Linked DNA regions of Homo sapiens: regions 2 and 3 are each linked to region 1. A link is a loop called in an ENCODE intact Hi-C map of the cell type or tissue named here. Cell type or tissue: CD4-positive, alpha-beta T cell. All regions are shown on one strand.

Evidence for each region. A loop is a pair of places that touch in the nucleus more often than their neighbours do. Peaks named below come from ENCODE experiments on the same cell type or tissue, not always from the same donor. Only the 100,000 strongest peaks of a DNase experiment are listed, where the experiment ranks them.
Region 2: a loop joins it to region 1, with 2.2 times the contacts of the local background. A loop is called at or near these places in 5 of 110 quality-filtered maps.
Region 3: it touches region 1 in a loop (14-fold over the local background); 15 of 110 quality-filtered maps call a loop at or near these places.

Annotation. Positions count from the first base shown.
Region 1 is chr20:34,186,228-34,194,227 of GRCh38, reverse strand. It overlaps a transcript of ASIP not described here. Among named protein-coding and RNA genes, the nearest start is that of ASIP, 51 kb to the left of the region's middle. In CD4-positive, alpha-beta T cell, no CTCF peak of the experiment used is centred here; a DNase peak (open chromatin) is centred at 3,447; H3K27me3 peaks cover 239 bases.
Region 2 is chr20:34,264,895-34,272,894 of GRCh38, reverse strand. It overlaps ASIP (agouti signaling protein), which reads right to left. Exons shown (of 4, transcript NM_001672.3): 4 at 3,551-3,904. The coding sequence ends at 3,728. It also overlaps a transcript of AHCY not described here. Among named protein-coding and RNA genes, the nearest start is that of ASIP, 27 kb to the right of the region's middle. In CD4-positive, alpha-beta T cell, no CTCF peak of the experiment used is centred here; a DNase peak (open chromatin) is centred at 3,804; H3K4me3 peaks cover 755 bases; H3K27me3 peaks cover 412 bases.
Region 3 is chr20:34,765,844-34,773,843 of GRCh38, reverse strand. It overlaps NCOA6 (nuclear receptor coactivator 6), which reads left to right. Exons shown (of 15, transcript NM_014071.5): 5 at 5,258-5,380. Among named protein-coding and RNA genes, the nearest start is that of NCOA6, 56 kb to the left of the region's middle. In CD4-positive, alpha-beta T cell, CTCF peaks have their summits at 3,805 and 4,008 (motif pointing right); a DNase peak (open chromatin) is centred at 3,953.

The DNA of each region.
Region 1 (8,000 bases):
ATTTCCCAGTGTCATTTATTCCTGGTTCTCTCTCTCAGCACTGCTTTCTAGTTCAGTGCCCACAGCTTGGAGTCAGGAGCAGCCACTATCAAAAATAATCCCTCTCTGCTGCCACTGGTATATTTATTTAGGGTTTTCCTCCAGGGAGCAGGAGTTCAATTGTGGGGTAAAGGGGACATTAAATGTGGCTGCAGCTTGGGGATATCTGTTTTTCTTTTTTCTTCATTCTAGTCCCATGGGAAGAGGTAACCTCAGGAAACTCTGGGCTGCTGGAGAAGAGTTTTGTGAGTTATCTAATAACCTGGTTGTCAGCCACATGGCACAACAAAGCTGTCCAGACATTTAGGTTCCTCGGATGCCATGAGATAAAAATTTGCACTTATGCCTGCATCTACTTTTCCCTTTCTAACAGAGTAACATGCACATTTGGCTATTTGTTGGACTGATTTGCACGGCCATAGTTTCCTAGAAGGATTTTAAAACAGACTGGGCTGCCTACACTGCAGATAAACAGTTTGGAAGCTGTACATTAAAATGAACTTAGAGGTCTCTAGTTGGATTTTGGTGAAGTGTTTGCAACACCATTTACCTATCTGGATAATTCTGTCATGTACAAAGTACTCTCCAATAATTCAGATGTCCAATAATGCAGATCCTGTATTACCCATATGCTGTTAGCCCTTTCAATCCTTTGTGCAGGCTTACCTAGAAATAAAGGAAAAAATGTTCTTCCCACCTTGCTTGATAAGATAACAACAATGTGTTTGGTTTTTAATGTAACTGGAAAAAAAAAAAGATGGAAGAAAAAAAGGCCAATTCCAACATCTGGATGAAATTTATTACATACCTCTCTGGGACCCCCTGGTTCCTGAATGATTTGGCTTATTATCCCTTTTCCAAGTCTTCAGAGACTCAATGACTCGAATGTCAGGGAATGATACTTTGCTGCCGGATACTACAAAGTTGGTTTAAAGAGGTTGTAGAAATGCTGTAGCTGTAACCAAGCTCCTCACAGGGGGAGGTGGGGCAGCACATGCCATGTAAGCATGCTCACATATTTCTGTGTGGATACCCAGTTGGAAAGTTATTTGCCACTTCTGGAGAAGCTGGAAGTTGTCGACTATACAGATAGATAAAGAGAGGGGTTGGTTAATGGGTACAAAAATACAGTTAGATACAAGGAATAAGATCTAGTGTTGGGTAGCACAAAAGGGCAACTATAGTTAACAATAATTTATTACATATTTCAAAATAAAAGCGTAGAGTTGGAGTATTCCTAACACAATGATAAACGCTTGAGGTGATGGATATCCCAATTATCCTGAGTTGATCATTATATATTTTATGCATGTATGAAAATATCACATGCACCTTATAAAATGTGCAACTATTATGTATCCATAAAATTTTTTTAAATGTTTTAAAGCTTGGGGGATCCAAGTTTGCTGCTTACTTCCAATCTGATGCATCACCAATCTGAGGCAGGCCCCAAACTTTGGCAACAAGGTATGAGGTAAGCACCACTTTAGTGCAGGGAGGGTAACCTGGTTGAGAAATTGACTGATTTTCTGTAGTGTCTGCCATTTCTGTTCTTCACAAAAGAATAGACCATTCCTATCTTCCTCCACACTCCCAATCCCAAAGGGTAACCAGGGCTTTTTGTTCTGGAGATCAGGCTTTCTCTCATCTCAGGAAAAAAAAAAAAAGAAGAAGAAAAAAAAGGAAAGGAAAAAGAGAAAGAAACAAAGAAAAGAAATTGAGCTGCGTGTGGTGGCTCATGTCTATAATCTCAGGAGGTTGAGGCAGGAGGAGCACTTGAGCCTAGGAGTGAGCTATGATCACACCACTGCACTCCAGCTTCGGCAAGAGAGCGAGACGCTGTTTCAAAAAAGAAAGAGGCCAGGAGCAGTGGCTCATGCCTGTAATCCCAGCACTTTGGGAGGCCAAGGTGGGTGGATCACCTAAGGTCGGGGGCTTGAGACCAGCCAACATGGAGAAACTCCGTCTCTACTAAAAATACAAAATTACCTGGGCTTGGTGGCTCATGCCTGTAATCCCAGCAACTTGGGAGGCTGAGGCAGAAGAATCACTTGAATCTGGGAGGCAGAGGTTGTGGTGAGCCGAGATCGGGCCATTGCACCATGGGCAACAAGAGCGAAACTCCATCTCCAAAAAAGAAAAAAAAAGAAAGAAATCAGGCCAGGCACAGTGGCTCACGCCTGTAATCCCAACACTCTGGGAGGCCGAGGCAGGTGGATTACCTGAGGTCAGGGATTTGAGACCAGCCTGGCCAACATGGTGAAACCCCGTCTCTATTAAAAATAGAAAAAATTAGCTGGGCATGGTGGTGGGCACCTGTAATCCCAGCTACTCAGGAGGCTGAAGCAGGAGAATCGTTTGAACCTGGGAGGCAGAGGTTGCAGTGAGCTGAGATTGTGCCATTGCTCTCCAGCCTGGATAGCAAGAGTGAAACTCTGTCAAAAAAAAAAAAAAAAAAGAGAGAGAGAGAGGAAGGAAGGAAAGAAAGAGGGAGGGAAGGAAGGGAGGGAAGGAAATAAAGCGAAGAAAGAAATCAACAAGCTTTTGTTTTAAAAAATTAACCCAGTCTTAGAGGCAATAAAACTGTTTTGTCTGAGAGGAGGAAGGATTTGTAGAATTAGAAGAGGGCAGAGGAGAATTTCCTGAGCCTGGCTTTGAGGCATGGTGCTGAGGAGCACTGCAGCCTCCTTTTGTGGCCAGGTCCTGCTCCAGGCCTCCCACAGACCGCTGGGACCAGAGGGCCTTCAATGGGGATGACAGTGTGCTCAGGGAGGTAAGCAAAGGCACTGCTGATCCCGAGCCTCAGCAGAGGTCTTCATGCCATAGAGAAACCTGGAGAAAGGGTCGTAGAATTGTTTTGGGCAAAGAGCGCCAGGGGTGACAGGCACCCTCATCTAAGAGACATCTTCCCCCCAGTATGTGTAAGCTCCTGATAAAGGACCAAGATTGGATTTGCTACTCATTGTTGGATGGAAGCCAAGGGTATTTAATTTAGAAAATTAAAGAAATGTGACATTTCCACCACCTGTATGTCAGGGAACAAAGTAATACCTGTTTAACACCAGGCTCCACACTTTCCTTTAAAGTCTTTTAGGTTTCCTGGCTCAAAGAAGCCTCCAGCTTGATTTGTTGAACTGTGCCTCTCAGGAGCTGAAGGCAGGCAGTGTTCCAGGATATGTGCATATGGGGGTGCATGCTGCTCTGTGAAGGAGCTTTGCACTTGGGCCCCATTCCAGTCCCTCCCTTACCAATTCAATAGGAGCCTGAGTCAATGGTGGACTCAGACAAAGACATTCCCTGAAAAAGAGAGGAAAGGAAGCTGGGCAGAAGTTGCATGCAGGACTGGGATTGCTCAGGATTGGGGCTCCTGAAGCCTTGCTGCGAAACACATCCTCAAGTCTGCACTGCCTCCCGGTGGCCACACCAGAGCTCAGCTCTGCACTTGGTATGGAGAAAAGACTGCATGGGATGTGTGTGTTTCTTCCGGCTGGAGCTCTTTGGAGACTCATCAGAAACCTTGATGAGATACAGAATTCCGAAGGAAGAGGAAGCCTTAGTGAGGAAGGGGGTGAGTTCTGTTTACTCTGAAGTATCTGTGGAATACACTGAAATATAGATATCTAGGAATCTGTCAAAATAAAAATCTAAAGGTCAGGAGAGAGATCTAAACTAGACATGCAGATAGGAGTGTTATTATCATATACGTAGTAATTAAAACCAGGGGAACAGATGAGATCACCCAGGGAAAATGGGAATAGTGACAAGGGCTGAGTTCCAAGGACTACACTCTAGAGTGGGCGGAAAGGTTTGGTGATATCATCTTATGTATTTTTCTGGGGCTTTGGAATTTCTCAACTCATTATCATACTCATTATCTTTCATACTCATTATCTTAATTCTCATCTGGGAGGTTCTATAAAATACCTGGTAAAACGAGGTGTGACTGGGATGATGCCAACACTGCAAGAAATCCAATCTATCGGACAGGCAGGAGGTGGGGCCTGGACACAGTGTCACAAGGGATAGTGATTCCCAATGGTAGGCTTGAAGCCCCAGGTTAGCATCACACGGAATGACTCCTAAGAGCACTTGAAGCTCTTGCCTAGGCTATTGGTGAAGAGCATAGCTGGTCCATGGCGCTGGGTTAGAAAGGCTGTTGCGGGACAGTGGCCAACCTGACAAAAGCTCTGCAGCGGGAGCTTATCTCCAGAAGCAGATGCAGCCTGCCTGCCTCTGCATGTCCTACAGGCAGCAGTCCACCGGACCGAGCTGAGGAATGGTCTTCCCAACTGGGAAGACAGGCATCCTTTCCAGAGACAGAAATATGGCAACCAGAGTACTTGCTCCTTTCTGAGTGACTGGGGTTGGTGGGAGACATGAAGCCTGACCTGGCCCTACAAGGAGGTCTGTAAGGCAGAGGGGTAGAATGCAAGGCAGAGATAAATGCAATGAGGTGACTCCTTTGGTAGAGTCCCCACTTCCTTCAGTTGGTCTCACCTACTCTGAACGTACTTCCTCCCATAGTATTTCAGAGTTTCCCTGTGTTATAATGTGTTATTGTGCACCTATTCACATGCTCCCTTGAGTTCCTCAGGCTGTTCATCCGTGTGGCTTCTCCAGGGTTTGCCTAATACTTAGGGGGAGCAGGGCCAGGTGTGGTGGCTCATGCCTGTAATCCCAGCACTTTGGGTGGCCGAGGTGGGCGGATCACATGAGGTTGGGAGTTTGAGACCAGCCTGACCAACATGGAGAAACCCCGTCTCTACTAAAAATACAAAATTAGCCGGGCGTGGTGGTGCATGCCTATAATCCCAGCTACTCAGGAGGCTGAGGCAGGAGAATCACTTGAACCCGGGAGGTAGAGGTTGCGGTGAGCCGAGATCACGCCACTGCACTCCAGCCTGGGCAACAAGAGCAAAACTCCATCTCAAAAAAAAGAAAACAAACCTTAGGGGGAGCAGTTAAGCTACCCACATGGCCAGAAGTTCTAGGCACCAGACCGTGGCTCTGCTCCTTATTGCTTGAGGTTTTGTTTAACCTCCCTGAACCTCAGTTTTCTCATCTGAAAAATGCCTCACGGTCGTTGTGAGAATTAGAGAATACTCAAAAAGTCTAAATGACAGCACTCGATAGTGTCATTATTGTGACAGTTTCATCTACTACAAATATATTATCCTGTCTTTTTAGAAATTTCTACCATTAAAATGACTCTTTAGGTTAAAGATCTCAGAGCCCTATCATAATGCTTATAGGGAGAAGTATGGTTCTTATTATATTATTGGTCATTATCATGATCCTGAATTGGTTTAGGTAAAGCAGAGGGCAGGAATGGGTCACAAATAGTAATTTTGTTTGGGCTCCGGGTGGGGGAAAGAAGTGTCTCCCAAACTTCAGTCATTTGAATAGCAATGTCAGGATTTCAACCATATCTCCAACCCAGCTATATTATTATTTACTCAATATTTTTCTTTAAATCAACTAATAACTTTTTCAAAGCTTAAATACATTCGTGTAAATTGGAAAATTTATAGCATGTTACTGTCATTTTTCATAAACAGAATATAATCCTAGAAAAAATTAATAATACAATGTCAATAAATTCTAAATAACTACTGTTACCAGGAGAGCACTCCAGTTCTGAGGTCTATTTTCTTGATTAAAAAGGAATATGTTAAAAGGGAATAAGTTTTGGAATATGTTAATGACACATCAACCCCCACTGAGACTTTCTTCTAGATGAATCCAGGCTTGAAAGCAAATTAAAAAGGAAATTACTTTTCCATGATGTGATAATCTTATGCTTGTCCATCTACCGCCTAAAGTCATCTTCTGTTTAACTTAAACCATCTCACATACCACCAGCAGTACATGTTCTAAGCTTTCGGAGACAAAAGGGCTGAAAGCAGGCTAATGAGTTCCCCAAGTAAACTGAAAAAACTAAACTGGCCAACTTCACCTCCTTTACGATTTTGTGTAAATGCTCTACCATCTTGCGTATAATTTCGTTTTTGTATCCCCTTTGGGAACTAGGATAGAATGGCACACATAAATATGCTCAATAAATATCGGGATGCTGGGTATGGGTAAAATGGTAGCAGAACAAGTCGATCTGAATAGGACCCTGGAAGTGCGAGGGGAAGATGGGTTTTCTGAAATACACTCCCTCATTTCCCACAGCCAAACAATTACAGGCTCAGCCTGAAGTCTAAACAAGATGTGGAAATGCCATACACAGCAGAGGAGAATTGGTTCTAAGGACTGAACTATATGAATAATAGTTATTTCTCTCCTTTTGGACTTGGAGATCTGGCTTTTCATAAATAACTATATTTACTCTTGTAATGGTCCTGCCCCATTTTCAAGTGATAGAGTAACTCCAAAGTATCTTTTCCTCTTAAAGGTCATTTATAGTAAGTGATGTGCTTCAGGAGTGTCTTGCACTGAACTGAAAACAAACCATCAAGGAACACTCCTCACCTGCCATATCCAAAAGGCACTCTAGGTTTGTATCCACTGTAATATATCTTCTTGATTTTGTACAGATAACATTAGCAATGGATACATAACATCTGTCACTGCCATTTATAAAATAAAATATCTGAGTCTCTCAAAGACAGTTTAGGAAATTCACGATCCTCCTAAGAGAAAGACGAAAACACCGTCAGTAGATTCTCAGCCCCAGGACAGGCCAGCTTAAAGTGATTAGGCTTGTGGACAGAGATTAAACTGACAAACCTTACACACTTGGCCCTAGCCTGGAGCAGGGGATTGATTTTTTCTCTGAGAAGAACTTTAGAGGCCAAAGGAAAAGACAAGTTGAAAAGAAATTCCTCTCTGAACAGTTACACAGCTAAGGCAAAGATTTCAGAATTCTGCCCCGAGAATCTTTCTTCCCAGCCTAGTTTAGTGCTATGACCAAATACAAAAAAAAGAACCAATTTAGGACTACCACCAGAATTATTTATTTATGACTCTCACACCCCTTTGTGGATCACTGATGGCAAGTTCTAAGTGACTGATTGATTGGTTCTCCTTTGTGCCTCATTGATCAATCAGGGCATTCCCAAAGACTACTAATTATTTCAGTTTTCAACCCAAGTTAAACATAATCAGGAAGTTAAATCCTACTGCTTCGGATCATGAGGTCAGGAGATCGAGACCATCCTGGGTAACACGGTGAAACCCCGTCTCTAGTAAAAATACTAGGTGCCACCAGGTGTGGTGGCACGCACCTGTAGTCCCAGCTACTCAGGAGGCTGAGGCAGGAGAATCGCTTGAACCCAGGAGGTGAAGGTTGCAGTGAGCCAAGATCGCACCACTGCACTCCAGCCTGGCAACAGAGCGAGACTCCATCTCAAAAACAAAAACAAAACAAAACAAAACAAAAACAACCTACTGCTGCCAAAGCTACCCCAAATTCCAAAGTCAAATATAAGTGAATTGTGGATTGTCTACTGTCTAGAGAATTCTTACCAAGCTCCCAATAGAAAAATGAGAACTGGCCTCATTATTAAATCATGTCACCATCAGTGGCCCATTTTCTTTCCAGCTTTGGTGATGACATCCTTGTATCAGCAGAGCAGAGTTAAATTGTCAGATTCCCAAAGCAATTTCCCTTTGGACTTACCTGTAGATATTACTGAGTAGGAAGGATCGGTGAACTCAGGGTCCAGGCTACCAGCGACTTTGGTAGCCTGACCAAAGCTGTTCACTCCCTTCACATTGCTTTTTATGCAACCCCGGACTATTAATGACTTCCAGCTGTGGGGCGATCCCTCTGACCACTCTGCCTGGCTTCCCAGATCTTCAGTGCTTTCATGTCTAAGAGGACTCTATATTTTCCTGCTCCATGACCTTCTGTCTCTCAGGACTCCTACCACCCAGGGTGCTGACAACTCAGCAAGGGTTTCCTTGGTGTGAGTTCTTTTGCTTATGGCACCTGAGCTATCACATTTCTAATC
Region 2 (8,000 bases), 79 kb before region 1:
CCTGAATTCTTTTTGGTTTTTTAATTTTTGAGACACAGCCTGGAATGCAGTGGTGTGATCATGAATCACTGCAGCCTCGACCTCCTGGGCTCAAGCGATCCTCCTGCCTCAGCCTCTTGAGTAGCTGGGACTAGAGGCTTGTGCCACCATGCCTGGCTAATTTTATTATTTATAGAGATGGGGTCTCACTCTGTTGACCAAGCTGGTCTTGAACTCCTGGACTTAAACGATCCTCCCACCTTGGCTTCCCAAAGTGCTGGGATTACAGGTGTGAGCTACTGCACCTGGCCTTGCTTCCCTGTGTTCTGTGAGCCTCTCCAACAAATTAATTGAGCCCAAAGAGGGTTGTGGAAACCCCAACTTAAAGCCAGTTGTCAAAAGTTCTAGAGGCTCCACTTTTGACTGGTGTCTGAAGTGAGGGCAGTCTTGGGGACTGAGCCCTCAGACTGTGGGATCTGATGCCATCTCCAAGTAGATAGTGTTGGAATTGAATTGGAGGACACCTAGCTGGTGTCCACTGCAGAACTGATTGTTTGCCTGCTGGTGGGGGGAAATCCCCTCTCATTTTGGGGTCACACAAGTCTGTTGTGTGTTGATGACTGTTGTGGTGGTGTGAAAGCAGAGGGAAACATGGTTTGAGAATTTTTTCCTGAACAATGGGACTGTCAGTCAAGGTGGACCACCCTTTCTTGGCCCCACATCAGGTGAATCAGCCTCTCCTGGGAATTACTTTGAATGGTCCAGTGCAAGGACTGAAGAGGTTGGAGCTGACATTCCTGTGGCTTTGCTTGGAAGACATTGTCCGCTTGGCTCCTCTAGCACCCCTCAGGGGCTATTTTTTTTTTTTTGGAGGCACGTTGTATAATCTTTCCTTTGAGGTCCCCAAGTCTCCCCAGGAGACTAACCCTCTACCTTTTTTTCTCTCAAGCTAGCTAGAGTTCTTTCTGTTGTTTGCACCTAAAATACTCTGACTGATTTACTTCTCACTTTGTAAACGTGGAAATGGTAGCATCAAAAGTGACTTGTTCAGGCTGGGTGTGGTGGCTCATAGCCTGTAATCCCAGAACTTTGGGAGGCTGAGGTGGGCAGATAGTTTGAGGTCAGGATTTTGAGACCAGCCTGGCCAACATGGTGAAACCCTGTCTCTACTAAAAATACAAAAATTAGCTGGTGTGTTGGCGCATGCCTGTAATCCCAGCTACTCGGGAGGCTGAGGCAGGAGAATCACTTGAACCTGGGAGGCAGAGGCTGTGGTGAACCCATATTGCGCCACTACACTACAGCCTGGGTGACAGAGCAAGACTCCGTCTCAAAAAAAAAAAAAAAAAAGGCTTGTTCAACGCCACACTATGAGAACTTTGGGCACAAGTTTAAGGCTATGCCCTTCAGGAAGAAATGATCCTGAATCAATCAGTGGCCACAAAGGTAGGGCAAATCTTCCTAGGTCAAGTTCACCCTATGTGTGTGAGACAGAAATAGAATGAATAATGGTGTTGGAGACGGCGGTCCCAGATTCTCACAACAATCAAACCATAACTCTGAGTCACAAATGTGAGTTTCAGTTCTGGTCATTAGACCAGCAGAGTTTTGAGAGGCCCAGGACCATGCTCTTAGCACTTTAGGCTTGAGGAGGAATTCTGAAAAGGAGAAGGAGGTGGGGCGTGGTGGCTCATACCTGTAATCCCAGCACTTTGGGAGGCTGAGGCGGGTGGTTCACTTGAAGCCAGGAGTTTGAGACCAGCCTGGCCATCATGGCGAAACCCTGTCTCTACTAAAAATACAAAAATTAGCTACTTGGGAGGCTGAGGTTGGGGGATAGCTTGAGCCTGGGAGTTGGAGGCTCCAGTGAGGCAAGATTGCACCACTGCACTCCCACCTGAGTGACAGAGTGAGACTCTTTCTCAAAACAAACAAACAAACAAACAAAAGCAAGAACTGGCTGGGCCCAGTGGCTCATGTCTGTAATCTCAGCACTTTGGGAGGTTGAGGCAGGAGGATTGCTTGAGGCCAGGAGTTTGAGACCAGCTTGAGCAACATAGCAAGACCCCATCTCTAAAGAAAAACCAAAACTGATAGTCTGAGGGAATAGACCACATATGCTAACAACGGTTCTAACCTCTAACAAGAGACAATGGCCATGGGTCACTGGCCCATAAGCTCTGTAAGGAGAGGATCCATATTGGACTTCTTCACCACTATGTCCACAGCACCTGGCACACACTAGGTGCTCAATACACATTTGCTGAATGAATGAATGAATGGGTTGGTCTTCCATGTGGTTGTCTGGACCCAGCAGCCAAGTGGCTTTGTTACTAATCGACTGAGTCTTTAGCTTTGCATCCTGGCCTCACCCCTGGGGGCCAAATGGTGCCTGCTTGGTGAACAGTGTCTGGAAAACACGAGGAGTGACTGCGGTATCTTCCCAATATGACATTTACTCAGCAGCAACTGTGGTACAAGGAACAAAAGGTTCTTGCCCTGTAGGACTGCAACCTAAATAACAGAAAACAAAACAAGCATCTGGCAGCTTTCCTGTGTGGGGGTGTGTGTGTTTGTTTCTTGTGTTAAGGAACAGAGAGGGAACAGGACACTACCTTGGATTTATAACAAGAACAGGAATGATTATTTCCTTTTTTTTTTTTTTAACCAGAGTTTCACTCTGTGGCCAAGCCTGGAGTGCAGTGGTGTGATCATAGCTCACTGCAGCCTCCAACTCCAGGGCTCAAGTGATTCTCCTGACTTAGCTGCCTGAGTAGCTGGGACTACCGGTGCATGCCACCACACCCGGCTAATTTTTAAAACTTTTTGTACAGACCGGTGGGGTGGCGGGGAGTCTCTCACTATGTAGCCCAGGCTGGTCTTGAACTTCTGGCCTCAAGTGATCGTCCAGCCTCGGATTTCTTTCTTTTTTCTTGTTTTTTTTTTTTTTTTTTTTTTTTTTTTTTTTTAAGACAGAGTTTCTCGCTCTTGTTGCCCAGGCTGGAGTGCAACGGCGTGATCTCAGCTCACTGCAACCTCCGCCTCCCGGGTTCAAGCGATTCTCCTGCCTCAGCCTCCCAAGTAGCTGAGATTTACCGCATGCGCCACCACACCCAAATAATTTTATATTTTTTGTAGAGACGGGGTTTCTCCATATTGGTCAGGATGGTCTCGATCTCCAGACCTCAGGAGATCCGCCCGCCTCGGCCTCCCAAAGTGCTGGGATTACAGGCGTGAGCCACCGCGCTTGGCCTCTTTCTTTCTTTCCGTTTTTTTTTTCCCCTGGGGAGAGGGGAGCACCTAGGAGGAAATGTGTGAGACTGAAAGGCTGTTCCTTTCTTCCTGGCTGGTCTGAATTTCCTGGTTTTGGAGGCAGCCTCGGGTGTTCCCAGGTTTAAAGGCAGGGGATAGCCTCGTTCCTAACCCCCAGGTCGGCAGCAGCGGTGACTGGGAGTGCAGCTGTGAGGCTGGGACGCCCGGGTTTCCTGAGCCCCGGGAGAGCAGCGCGGGACTCCGTGGCGAAGGGACCGAGAACTTTCGGGACCTTTACAGAAACAGCCGCACACCTTCGAGCAGCCTATATATATTGTATTTCGATTTTAGCCCAAGCCAGGTCTCCCTGAAGTCCCATCTCCTGGAACCTCCGCCCGCCTGCAGCCCTGGGAAGCCGCCCTGTTAGGGATCACCCGCCCGAGAAGCGCCCCGCGTCCCCGAAGCCCTGCCTGCTCGCGGCCGGGAGTGGGGGCGCTCAGCAGTTGAGGCTGAGCACGCGGCAGGAGCAGGCGCTGCGGAAGAAGCGGCACTGGCAGGAGGCGCACGGGTCGCAGCAGGCGGGTGCCGGCGGCTTGCAGCTGTTGCGGGTGGCCACGCAGGGCGCAGATAGGGGGGTCCGGGGCCGCACCACTTTCTTCATCGAAGCCTCCTTCTGCGTGGGAAACGCCGGGGCTTTATGAGCCGGCCACGCCCACCCCTCCGGTCCTCACCTCTGCCTGGGAGCTCCTCGGGCTAGGGAGATCCCGGACCAGAGGTTTCCCCGCTGGCTTGCCCACCGCCCACCGCCCGCTCCCCCAGTCAGATTCCCTCACCTCCATCCCCATCCAGACTTACCTGGCTCTTGCCTGGCCCTGGTCGTCTTCTCCCTAGTTTGTGTTTTTTTTGTTTGTTTGTTTTTTGTTTTTTTTTTAGACAGGGTTTCACTCTGTCAGCCAGGCTGGACTGCAGTGGCGCGATCTCGGCTCACTGCAATCTCGATCTCGGGCTCAGGCGATTCTGCCACTTCAACCTCCCAAGTAGCTGGGACCACATGTGCGCACCACCACGCTTGGCTAAATTTATTTTTATTTTATTTTCTATGTTTTTATAGACGGGGTCTCACTTATTGTCCAGGTTGGTCTCAAACTCTTGAGCTAAAGTGATCTGCCTGCCTCGGCCTCCCAAAGTGCTGGGTTTACATTACAGGCGTGAGCCACCGCGCCCGGCCTAAGTGGTTTCTCTTTGAACTTAAAATGAAACATGAACTTTCTTTTGGCCTTTGAGATTTGGCCCTTGCTTGCCTCTCCGACCCCTGTTAACTTCGCTGCCCCGCTGTGCACCGAACGCAGCAGGTGAGTTCCTGCTGCAGGAACCCAGCAGGAGCTGTCTTGGACACTGCTGCCACAGCTTGCTGCTTCTTTTCCTGGGAAGGAAATAGCCACTGGTTTTTGTACCTTCGATACAGGTAGCCACTGGTCATCTGTGGCTACTGAGTACGTGAAATGTGTCTAGTGCAACCTAGAAACTGAATTTTCAAATTTAATTTTAATTAATTTAAATTTAAAATGTAAAACTGAAGCAATATAAAAATATTCTTCCTCTTAAACACAACTTTTTAGTTAGAACTACATTTTATGCTTGTCAAAACTGAGCATTGGAATGAGATGTGCTGTAAACTATGCACCAGATTTCAAAGATTTAGCACAACAAAAATAAATTATTTCAATAACTTTTTAAATTAATCACATATTGAAATGTTAACATTTTGAATACACTAGGTTAAATAAAATATTACAATTAATTGCACCTTTTTTTTTTTTAAATATGGTTATCAACTGGGTGTGGTGGCTCATGCCTGTAATCCCAGCACTTTGGGAGGCCTAGGCAGGCGGATCACCTGAGGTCGGGAGTTTGGGACCAGCCCGACCGACATGGAGAAACCCGTCTCTACTAAAAATACAAAAATTAGCCCAGCATGGTGGCACATCTGTAATCCCAGCTACTCCCGGGAGGCTGAGGCAGGAGAATTGTTTGAACCGGGGAGGTGGAGGTTGCTGTGAGTGGAGATTGCGCCATTGCACTCCAGCCTGGGCAACAAGAGCAAAACTCTGTCTCAAAAAAAATAAATAAATAAAGTGGCCATAAGCAAATTTAAAATTATGTAGCTCACATCACAGTTCTTTTTTTTTTTTTTTTTTTTTTTTGAGAGCCAGTTTCACTCTTGTCGCCCTCCCAAAGTGCTGAGATTACAGATGTGAGCCACCGCGCCTGGCCTCACATTGTATTTCTATTGGACGCTGCTGCTCTAGGTTACTGAGTTTTTCACTCTATTTAAATGCTACTTCCTTACAGAGGCCTTCCCAGACCACTCTTCCCTTCAGTCTCATTACCGTGCTGTAATTTCTTTGCACTCTTTAACATCTGAATTTATTTACCTATTTATTGATTTACTTGCTGTTCACCTGTTTTCTCCACAAGAATGTAAACTCCATGAGACCAAGGATAAGATATATCTTTCTTATTCACTGCTATGTTCCCAGTGCTTAGCATATAAATATATTTGTCAGTTATATATTTTTATCTGTCAATAATCTCATCTTGCTTGTTCACTTTACAGCCAACAAAATAGGCCTAGAAAAGAGCAGGGACTTTCAAGATCACACAGTGCCAGATCCTACCTCCTAATACCTAATCCAGTGCTCCTTGCTTTGGTTACAGTTGATATGATAAACTGAGGCACACTAAGACAGGAATAAGGTGTGCATTTCAGCAATGCCTCAGTCCAGTATTTCCCAAAGTGGGAACCTGTGTTAATGGTGGTATGATTTTAGGTGGTACGTGAATGTTAAATGATCCTGAATTATACAATAAAAAAGGATTCTTTTTTCAATCTTTTTCAACTTGAAAGGGTCAGTTTGGTGCTAACGTGTCCTTAGTGCCTTTCTAACACTTTATAATCTGCCTTTTTTGTTTGTTTGTTTGTTTGTTTTTGAGATGGAGTCTTGCTGTGTCACCCAGGCTGGAGTGTAGTGGTGCCATCTCGGCTCACTGCAACCTTCATCTCCCGGGTTCCAGTGATTCTCCTGCCTCAGTCTCCCAGGTAGCTGGGATTACAGGCGTGCACCACCACGCCCAGCTAATTTTTGTATTTTTAGTAGAGACGGGGTTTCACCATGTTGGCTAGGCTGGTCTCTAACTCTTAACCTCAGGTGATCTGCCTGCCTCAGCCTCCTGAAGTGCTGGGATTACAGTTATGAGCCACCGTGCCTGGCCTAATCTGCCTTTTATTTTTTGTTTTATTTTATATTATTTTTGAGACGGAGTCTCGCTCTGTCACCCAGGCTGGAGTGTAGTGGCACGGTCTCGGCTCACTGTACTCTGCCTCCCGGGTTCACGCCATTCTCCTGCCTCAGCCTCCCAAGTAGCTGGGACTACAGGCGCCCGCCACCACCTCCGGCTAATTTTTGTATTTTTAGTAGAGACGGGGTTTCTCCGTGTTAGCCAGGATGGTCTTGATCTCCTGACCTTGTGGTCCACCCACCTCAGCCTCCCAAAGTGCTGGGATTATAGGCGTGAGCCACCGTGCCTGGCCATTATGCCTTTTAACACAGAGATTTAGGCCTCAAATTTAGAGCCTTTGGTAGGCAATACCATCCATTCACCCAGAATTTACTAACAATGTTTTAACTTCCCCCCCTCCGCTTTTGTTTTTTTTTGAGACAGTCTTGCTCTGTCGCCCAGGCTAGGGTGCAGTGGTGTGATCTTGGCTCACTGCAACCTCTGCCTTCCAGGTTCAAGTGATTCTCCTGCCTCAGTCTCCTGAGTAGCTGGGATTACAGGCGTGCAGCACCATACCCAGCTAATTTTTGTATTTTTAGTAGAGATGGGGTTTCACCATGTTGGTCAGACTGGTCTTAAATTCCTGACCTAAGGTGATCCACCCTCCTTGGCCTCCCAAAGTGCTGGGATTACAGGTGTGAGCCACTGTGCCCGGCCAACTTTACTTATTTTTATAGTTACCTTCTATTTATGGTAAGTGATACTAGTTTTCTATCATAATTATATACAGTTGACCCTTGAACAATGCAGGGGTTAGGGGCACAAACTCTTTACACACAGTCAAAAATCCTTTTTTTCTTTGAGACAGGGTCTTATTCTGTTGCCCAGGCTGGAGTGCAGTGGTATGATCACAAGTCACTGTAGCCTCGATATCCCAGGCTCAAGCGATTCTCCTACTTCAGCCTCCTGAGTATCTGGGACTACAGGAGCACACCACCACACCCAGTTAATTTTTTAAATTTTTTGTAGAGATGAGGTTTCATCATGTTGCTCAGGCTGGTCTTGAATTCCTGGACTCAAGTGATCTGCCAACCTCAACCTCCCAAAGTGCTGGGATTATAGGTGTGAGCCACCGTGCCTGGCCCTCATATTATTTTTGACTCCTCAAAAACTTAACTACTAATAGCCTACTGTTGGCCAGAAGGAAGCCTTACTGATAACATAAACTGTGGATTAACATCTTTTTATGTTATATGTATTATATACTGTACTCTTATAATCAAGTAAACTGGCTGGGCATGGTGGCTAATGCAGGTAATCCCAGCAGTTTAGGAGACAGAAGCAGCGGATTGCCTGAACTCAGGAGTTTGAGACCAGCCCGGGCAACACCGCAAAACCTCATCTCTACTGAAAATACAAAAATCTGCCAGGCATGGTGGTGCACACCCGTAGTCCTAGCTGCTTGTGGGGCTGAGGCAGGAGGATCACTT
Region 3 (8,000 bases), 580 kb before region 1:
TAAGTTGTAAGAAGAATGTTGGCCAGCCACGGTGGGTCACACCTGTAATCCCAACACTTTGGGAGGCCAAGGTGGGTGGATCACTTGAGGGGAGGAGTTTGAGACCAGCCTGGCCAACATGGTGAAACCCCGTCTCTACTAAAAATATAAAAATTAGCCGAGCATGGTGGGGCGTGCCTATAGTCCCAGCTACTCGGGAGGCTAAGGCAGGAGAATTGCTTGAACCCAGGAGGTGGAGGTTGCGGTGAGCCGAGATCATGCCACTGCACTCCAGCCTGGGTGTCGAGCAAAATTTTCCTGGGTGGAGGTTGCGGTGAGCCGAGATCACGCCACTGCACTCCAGCCTGGGCGACAAGAGCAAAATTTTGTCTCAAAACAACAACAACAAAAAAGAAGGAATGAAGCAATGTTGCCACTATCGTGTCTGCTGCAAGGCTTGAGGGACAGGTTCTCCCAACAGTCCGTTCTCCATTGACAAATACTTCCTGTACCCTTCCTTTTTTAAGTTTTGGCCAGGGAATTGGGGAAACATCTTTTTTGAGGACATTTTGTGCCCCCTCTGTAAATTCATGGTGATCTAAAGAGTAGTCTGCTAACTTTTTCTGTAAAGGGCCAAGAATAAATATTTTTGGCTTTGCAGGCCATAAGATCTCAACTCAACAAGTACTCAGTTCCATCTTGTAGGGCAAAAACAGCCATAGGCGATATGTAAACAAGTAAACATGGCAGGATTTCAGTAACACTTTATTTAAATAAACATGCAGTGGGCTGCATTTGGCCCACAGGACGTAGTTTGTGGACCCCTAATTGGCAAGTTTGGGAGCCGGTAGTGTTCTCTTTGACACAAATTAGCATATATGCAGTTGGTAAATAGGGGAATGATAGCAGTATAGTGTGGAAATTCTGTTTATTAATATGTGATTTTTTTTCTTAGGTAAGAGGAGCTGGAATAGTAGAAATAGAATTATAATTATCAACAAGAAAAAGCTTTTCACTCAGCTGTTGCATGTGTGGGAGTCTTTTCAGCTCTATTAAAATTAAGAATGAGAGTGTATATTCGTATGCCTTCCTGACGTGCATCCCCCAGCCTTGTGTGGCTCTCAGTTCATGACAGGTTGCATTTCTTCCTGTGCCCACCATAATGGCAGCCCCGCTGGCTCAGAACTCCACTACATGTGCATTATCTCAGCACCTTTAACCAGGCATTTCTGCTGCATTTTTTTCTGGCATTTTGCCTCCACCAGTTATTGTTTTTATTAGAGCTCTGGTTACAAAGTCTCACAGGTTTTCAGTTTGCCCTAACCCTGTTATTGTCAGTATGAGATTTGATAAATGTGAGGTTTTCCAGGAAGTAATTTGTCATATAGAAAAATGCTTATAATTCTTTATAAGGTTATAAGATGACCATTATATTTAATAAATAGCTAATGAGCATCTGCCACGTACCAGGCACTATTTTATGTATAAATGATGTATTATAGATAGTCATATAATTTATCATCTAAATTAGGACACTTTTTTTTTTTTTTTGAGACAAAGTCTCACTGTGTTGCCTAGGTTGGAGGGCAGTGGTACAAACACAACTCACTGTAGCCCCGGCCTCCTGGGCTTAAGCAATCCTCCCATCTCAGCCTCCTGAGTAGCTAGGACCACAGGTGCGTGCCACCACGGACCTGACTAATTTTTTATAGAGACGGGGTCTCACCATGTCGCTAGTCTTGAACTCCTGGTCTGAAGCAATCCTCCCACCTTGGCCTCCCAAAGTGCTGGGATTAACAAATGTGAGTCACCATGCCTAGCCTAAATTAGGACATTTCTGAAAGTGAAAGAGAATGCTATTAATTATGCTGGAACAACAGATGTGAAGGAACAAGGACAGACTTGTAATTAACCCTGTATAGTGATGGGGGAGGCAAGCAAGAAAACGAGTGAGTGAATGATTACATGGAATGTGCTCTGCAGAAATAACAAGATGTTCTGATAAAAGTTACCTAACCTTGGATAAGATGGTTGGTAGAGGCCTTTTTGGGCATGTGACACTTAAGATTACATGAAAATTGAGAAGCTAGCTATGCGAAGAGTGCAGAGAACTGTTCTAGGCAGAGGAAACCGCATGAGCAAAGGCCTTGGGGTGAGAAGCAGCCTTGTGTGCCTAAGAAACTAAAAGGAAACACTGGGGCTGAATCCTTGCTATTGAAGGAGAAAAATAGCATGAGATGAGTTTAAAGAGGTAGACAGGGCTAAATATGGGCAGTCCAATATTGGTAGCCACAGACTGTATGTTGCTTTTAGGCACTGAAAATGTGGCTAGTTAAAACTGACGTGCGCTGTAAGTATAAAATACATATTACATTTTGAAGATTTGGTATTCCCCAAAGGAATGTAAAATATCTCAATAATTCTTACATTGGCTGGGCTGAGTGGCTCACACCTGTAATCCCAGCACTTTGGAAGGCTGAGGCCAGGAGGATTGCTTGAGCACAGGAGTTTGAGACCAGCCTGAGCAATATAGTGATACCCTGTCTCTACAAAAAATTTAAAATTTAAAATAAAAAAATTAGCCAGGCATGTTGGCATACTCCTGTAGTCCCACCTACTTGGGAAGCTGATGTGGGAAGGATCACTTAAGCCCAGTTAGGTCAATGCTGCAGTGAACTGTGATCTCACCACTGCACTCCAGCCTGAGCAACAGAGTGAGACCCTGTTTCAAAAAATAATAATAATTTTTACATTAATTACATGTTGAAATAATACATTGAATGTATTAAGTAAAATAAATGATAATTTCATCTGTTTCTTACTGTGGCTTCTAGAAAATTTTAAATTGCATATGTGGCTCATATTATATTTCTGTTGAACAACACTTGGCTAGGTAGATAATTTAAGGCCTTGTATAGGCTAAGAAGTTTGGCCTGGCCTGGCACGGTGGCTCATGCCTGTAATCCCAGCACTTTGGGAGGCCAAGACAGGCGGATTGTCTGAGGTCAGGAATTCGAGACCAGTCTGGCCAACATGGTGAAACCCCGTTTCTACTAAAAATACAAAAATTAGCCGGGCGTGGTGGCAAGCACCTGTAATCCCAGCTACTCGGGAGGCTGAGGTAGGAGAATCGCTTGAACCCGGAGGCAGACGTTACAGTGATCCGAGATCGCGCCATTGCACTGCAGCCCAGGCAACAGTGAGACACTCCGATTCAAAAAAAAAAAAAGAAGTTTGGCCTTTATTTCTAAACTAGTGGGAAGCAATGGAACTGTTTTTAAGGAATGATACGAACTGATGTCCTTTTCCAGAACAATATTCTTTCTACTTAGAATGTCTTAACAAATTTTGTATATTAATAGTTCCCTTCCTTTAATGGAAACCCTCATGACCTGTATTCTGTTTCTCTTTTTACGCCTGACTTCTAGAGGCAAGCTATAGCATCTGGTAGCTCCCAGTGATTGCTTCCTTTTTGGTAGGCTGTTTGTTCCCTGTGACCAGTGAACCTCCCTGGTTAAAATAGACATAGAAAGCTGACCTAGCCAGGCATGGTGGCTCACGCCTGTAATCCCAGCACTTTGGGCGGATCACAAGGTCAAAAGATCGAGACCATCCTGGTAAACATGGTGAAACCCCGTCTCTACTAAAAATACAAAAATTAGCTGCTTGTATTGGCACGTGCCTGTAATCCCAGCTACTCGGGAGGCTGAGGCAGGAGAATCGCTTGAACCTGGGAGGTGGAGATGGCAGTGAGCCGAGATTGCACCACTGCGCTTCAGCCTGGCGACAGAGCGAGACTCCATCTCAAAAAAAAAAAAAAGGAAGGCTGACCTAGATCAGTGACAGAACAGAGGAAACTGCCATACCTCATTAACTTTCTGTTTTACCATCAGACCCTGTGAATCAGAACCCTACAGTTTAGAAGGACTTGGGTGAGTGCAGCCTTTCAGCTCAGCAGCCACAGACTAGCTATATTTTAACTCTCCACAAGGTGGTGCTCTCTTACAATAACAATAGTCAAAATTTTGGATTAAGTGCAAGAAACATTCTGTTGCTTGTTTCAGAGACGTTTTTATCATTGGACCAAGTAAGATTTAAGTTGCCTCTAAGTTTAGAGTCTACTTAATTGGAACACTTCTAGTAACATTACCTATGAGGGTACTGTGAAGCTCAAATAAGGTAAAATTAAAAATCCTATGCAGGCTGGGCACCGTGGCTCACGCCTGTAATCCTAGCACTTTGGGAGGCCGAGGTGGGTGGATCACGTGAGGTCAGGAGTTCGAGACCAGCCTGGCCAACGTGGTGAAACCCCGTCTCTACTAAAAATGCAAAAATTAGCTGGGCGTGGTGGTGGGCGCCTGTAATCCCAGCTACTCGGAAGGCTGAGGTAGGAGAATCCCTTGAACCCAGGAGATGAAGGTTGCAGTGAGCCAAGATCACACCACTGCACTCTAGCCTGAGTGACAGAGCAAGACTCCATCTCAAAAAAAAAAAAAATCCTATACGTAGCCGGACATAGTGATGTGCGCCTGTGGTCCCAGCAACTCAGGAGGCTGAGGCAGCAGGACCCCTTGGGCCCAGGAATTTAAGGTAGTGGTGAGCTATATGACTGTGCCACTGCACTGCAGCCTGGGTGACAAAGTGAGACCCCATCTCAGAAAACAAAAACCTATAAAAGTATTGGTCCTGTCATTAGGTGTCTCAGAAAGTAGATTTGTAGCAACCTATCTCCTCTTCATTGCATGATTTTTTTCCTGCTGGAAATATGTTTATATTGCAGTTATTGAATGGAATTGGTATTTTGTTCACAAGTGTTAGTGTCCCCACACCAGTATAGGTTCTTTCTTCTTTAAACCTACTTATATTTAGTGTCTACCTTCTGATCATAAATTACCAAAAGGAAGTCTAGGATTTTGAGAGTTTTTGAGAACATTTTCTTCCATTACACACACACACACCCCACACACACACACAATTGGTAAGATGGTTGAAAATAAATATTCAGAGTTCCAGGATCTCTGTTGATACTAAGCATCATTCATGGTCACCCTGCTTCCCTATTACAAGTAAGAATTGGTTATATCTCCTTGTGCTTCATGAAACCTGCTTAGATGGGTTGAAGAAAGACCCATCTACATTGAACCCACCATTTTTCTGGTGGTAAACTAACCATAATTCTTCAAAAGCACAGAAAACTAAAGCACTTATATAGCTGTCTATAAACAAAATTTGCATTTTATTCTAATGATTTCCTTTTTATCACTTGACTCATTTTCAGGGGAAGGTGCTATTAACCTGGCTTTGGCTCAGAACCGAAGCCAAGATGTGAGAATGAATGGACCCATGGGAGCTGGAAATTCAGTTAGGATGGAGGCGGGATTTCCTATGGCAAGTGGTCCAGGTAAGACCTCCCACTCAATTGTATGACATTTTACTAGTTTCCTTTTTTGGCTTATTTGATCATTTGAGCCCTGCAAGATAGGTGGGGGTTCATGGCATACTTAACATCTCTATTTGCTGAATCAGGAAAGCTAGACATGAGTCCTTCCCGGAGGCTAGAGGTCACAGCATGAAGCATCTTTGCAATCTTTTGGTCTCGTGCTTAAAGGTTGATGAACACTGAGCCATGCAGCAAACATTTATTGACTTCCTGTTGTGTGACATGACCTGTGCTGTTGGAAATAGAAATAAGTGAGACATTTTCTACCCTCATTATTTTAATAGTACAATGGAGAATGTAGCTTTCCAACTCCCACTTTCTCTGAGGCAGAGAATATCTGTGAATTGAGTTCTTGTGTGCTTATGTGGAATCTGAAGATGTATCTGAGAGAATATGTGTTTTTATGTATTTAGAATTTGAGAGTTATAAATTGCTTCCTTTTCTAGTAATCCTGAAATTTCTTCTTCAGAGATTGAACTCAATATTCTGAGATTGAATCTCAGAATATTAGAATTGAGTTGGCTGTCATTTAAAGCAGAGGAAGCTGTGGAACTCACATAAAGGAAGTGATTTGCCCAGGGTCAAGGAGCGATAAACTAGTATCACAGATCTTCTAACTCCCAGTTCAGTGCTTTTTTCACTGCACTAGTGGCTTTCCAATTTTTTCAGCTTCAGGACCCTTTATTCAAATAAAACAGAAAAGCACAGCTGCTGTGGTTGAAGCAGAGTAAGAACCTGCTTACCCAGTCATTCCCCTCCCACTCTACCAGAGTAGCTGTTGGAGAAATGCAGCAGTATAGAGGAGCTCAATTTATAAGATGCTAGTCTTGGCCGGGCACGATTGGTCATGCCTGTAGTCTCAGCACTTTGGGAGGCCGAGGCAGGTGGATCACCTGAGGTCAGGGGTTCGAGACCAGCCTGGCCAAGATGGTGAAACCCCATCTCTACTAAAAATACAAAAATTAGCTAGGTGTGGTGGCAGGCGCCTGTAATCCCAGCTACTTGAGAAGCTGAGGCAGGAGAACCAGTTGAACCTGGGAGGTGGAGGTTGCAGTGAGCCGAGATCGCACCCTGCACTCCAGCCTGGGCAACAGAGTGAGACTCTATCTCAAAACAAAACAAAAAAAATGCTATTCTGAACTGTAGCTAATGAACTGATCATAGAATTGGAACTAGGTTTTCATTCTGGTACTACCATTTACAGGTTACCTCAAGCTAGTTACTGTACTTCCCCAAGCAATACTTTCTTCACATATAAAATGAAATAATAATACCTACCATCTTTTGAGCTCATGCTTGAAGGTAGAAGAGCCCTGAGCAGTGTAGCAAACATTTCCTAAGTTCTTGTTAGGACTTAGGAAAATATATATGTCAGGACCTGTGCTGTTGGGCTGTTGTGGAATACCATAAAATAGATGTAAAATATCCAGCCTGGTATTGTGTACATAGATGTAGTTCCCCACAGAAGTCTGAGCATTTGGTGTTAAGGTAGCTTTATGAGAAATGATAGATGACACTGTTGCCACTACTGGAAGGACATGGGCCAGAAGCAGAGTGGGAAAAGCCTAGCCAAGTTAGATATAGTTAATGAAAGAATGAATAAACCTGGGATGAGCATCAGGAAATCTGGGTTCTAATCTCAACTCCTGGCCAAAGGACTTAATATGTACTGACTCTAGTTGCCTATAAACATCTTTATGTTCTGGAAACAATGCTAGAGATCCCTTCTAGGCTTAAAATGTTAAGACGCCACTTAACTGTTATTAGTACCCTAATTAAAAGCTCTCTTGGGCTAGTATCTGGCAAATAGCAAGCATGTTTACTAAGTATCTCTAAGAAGTGCATGTAAATTATAGTGCTTTTTTTTTGAGACAGGGTCAAGTGTTCCTCCTGTCTCAGCCCTGCAGTAGCTGGGACTACAGGCGTGCACTACCACACCCGGCTTATTTTTGTTTTGTTTTGTATTGTTTTTTGTAGAGACAGGGTTTTGCCATGTTGACCAGGCTGGTTGAACTCCTGGGCTCAAGTGATCTGCCCACCTCAGCCTCCCAAAGTGCTGGGATTACAGGCATGAACTGAGCCACCGTACCCAGCCAATTATAGTGCTATAGTTGATTATCAACCTAGGAAACTGAGAAGCTTTAGGTTGAAATCAGATTAGATTGGTATTTAATGAAGGACTCAGATTGTGATAATGTATATAGTATAAAGTTTCAGGAATAATCAATTAGTAATGACCTGTAGTAACAGTAACATCTTAACCCCCAAGATATCTCTCTTTACTGCCAAGCATATTTTAGGATTGCTTTTCTCTGTTGTCTATTGAGACTTGAAGGATGCAAACAAAGTTTAATATTAGGTTAAACTGAACAGCTAAATTTTTCTAGGGAAAGAGACCTTAAATCCCCTCTAAAACAATAATAAGTAACTTTAGAACTGTGTATCTACAACAGTTGGTTTTTCAATTATTCTTAGTACTGCTTTCTTCTCTTAGCATGGGCAACAGAAAGTTAGCTAATAAGCAAGAGTCTTTTGCAACTAAAACTAAATCCATAGCCTGTTTTTTTTCATAGCCTTATAG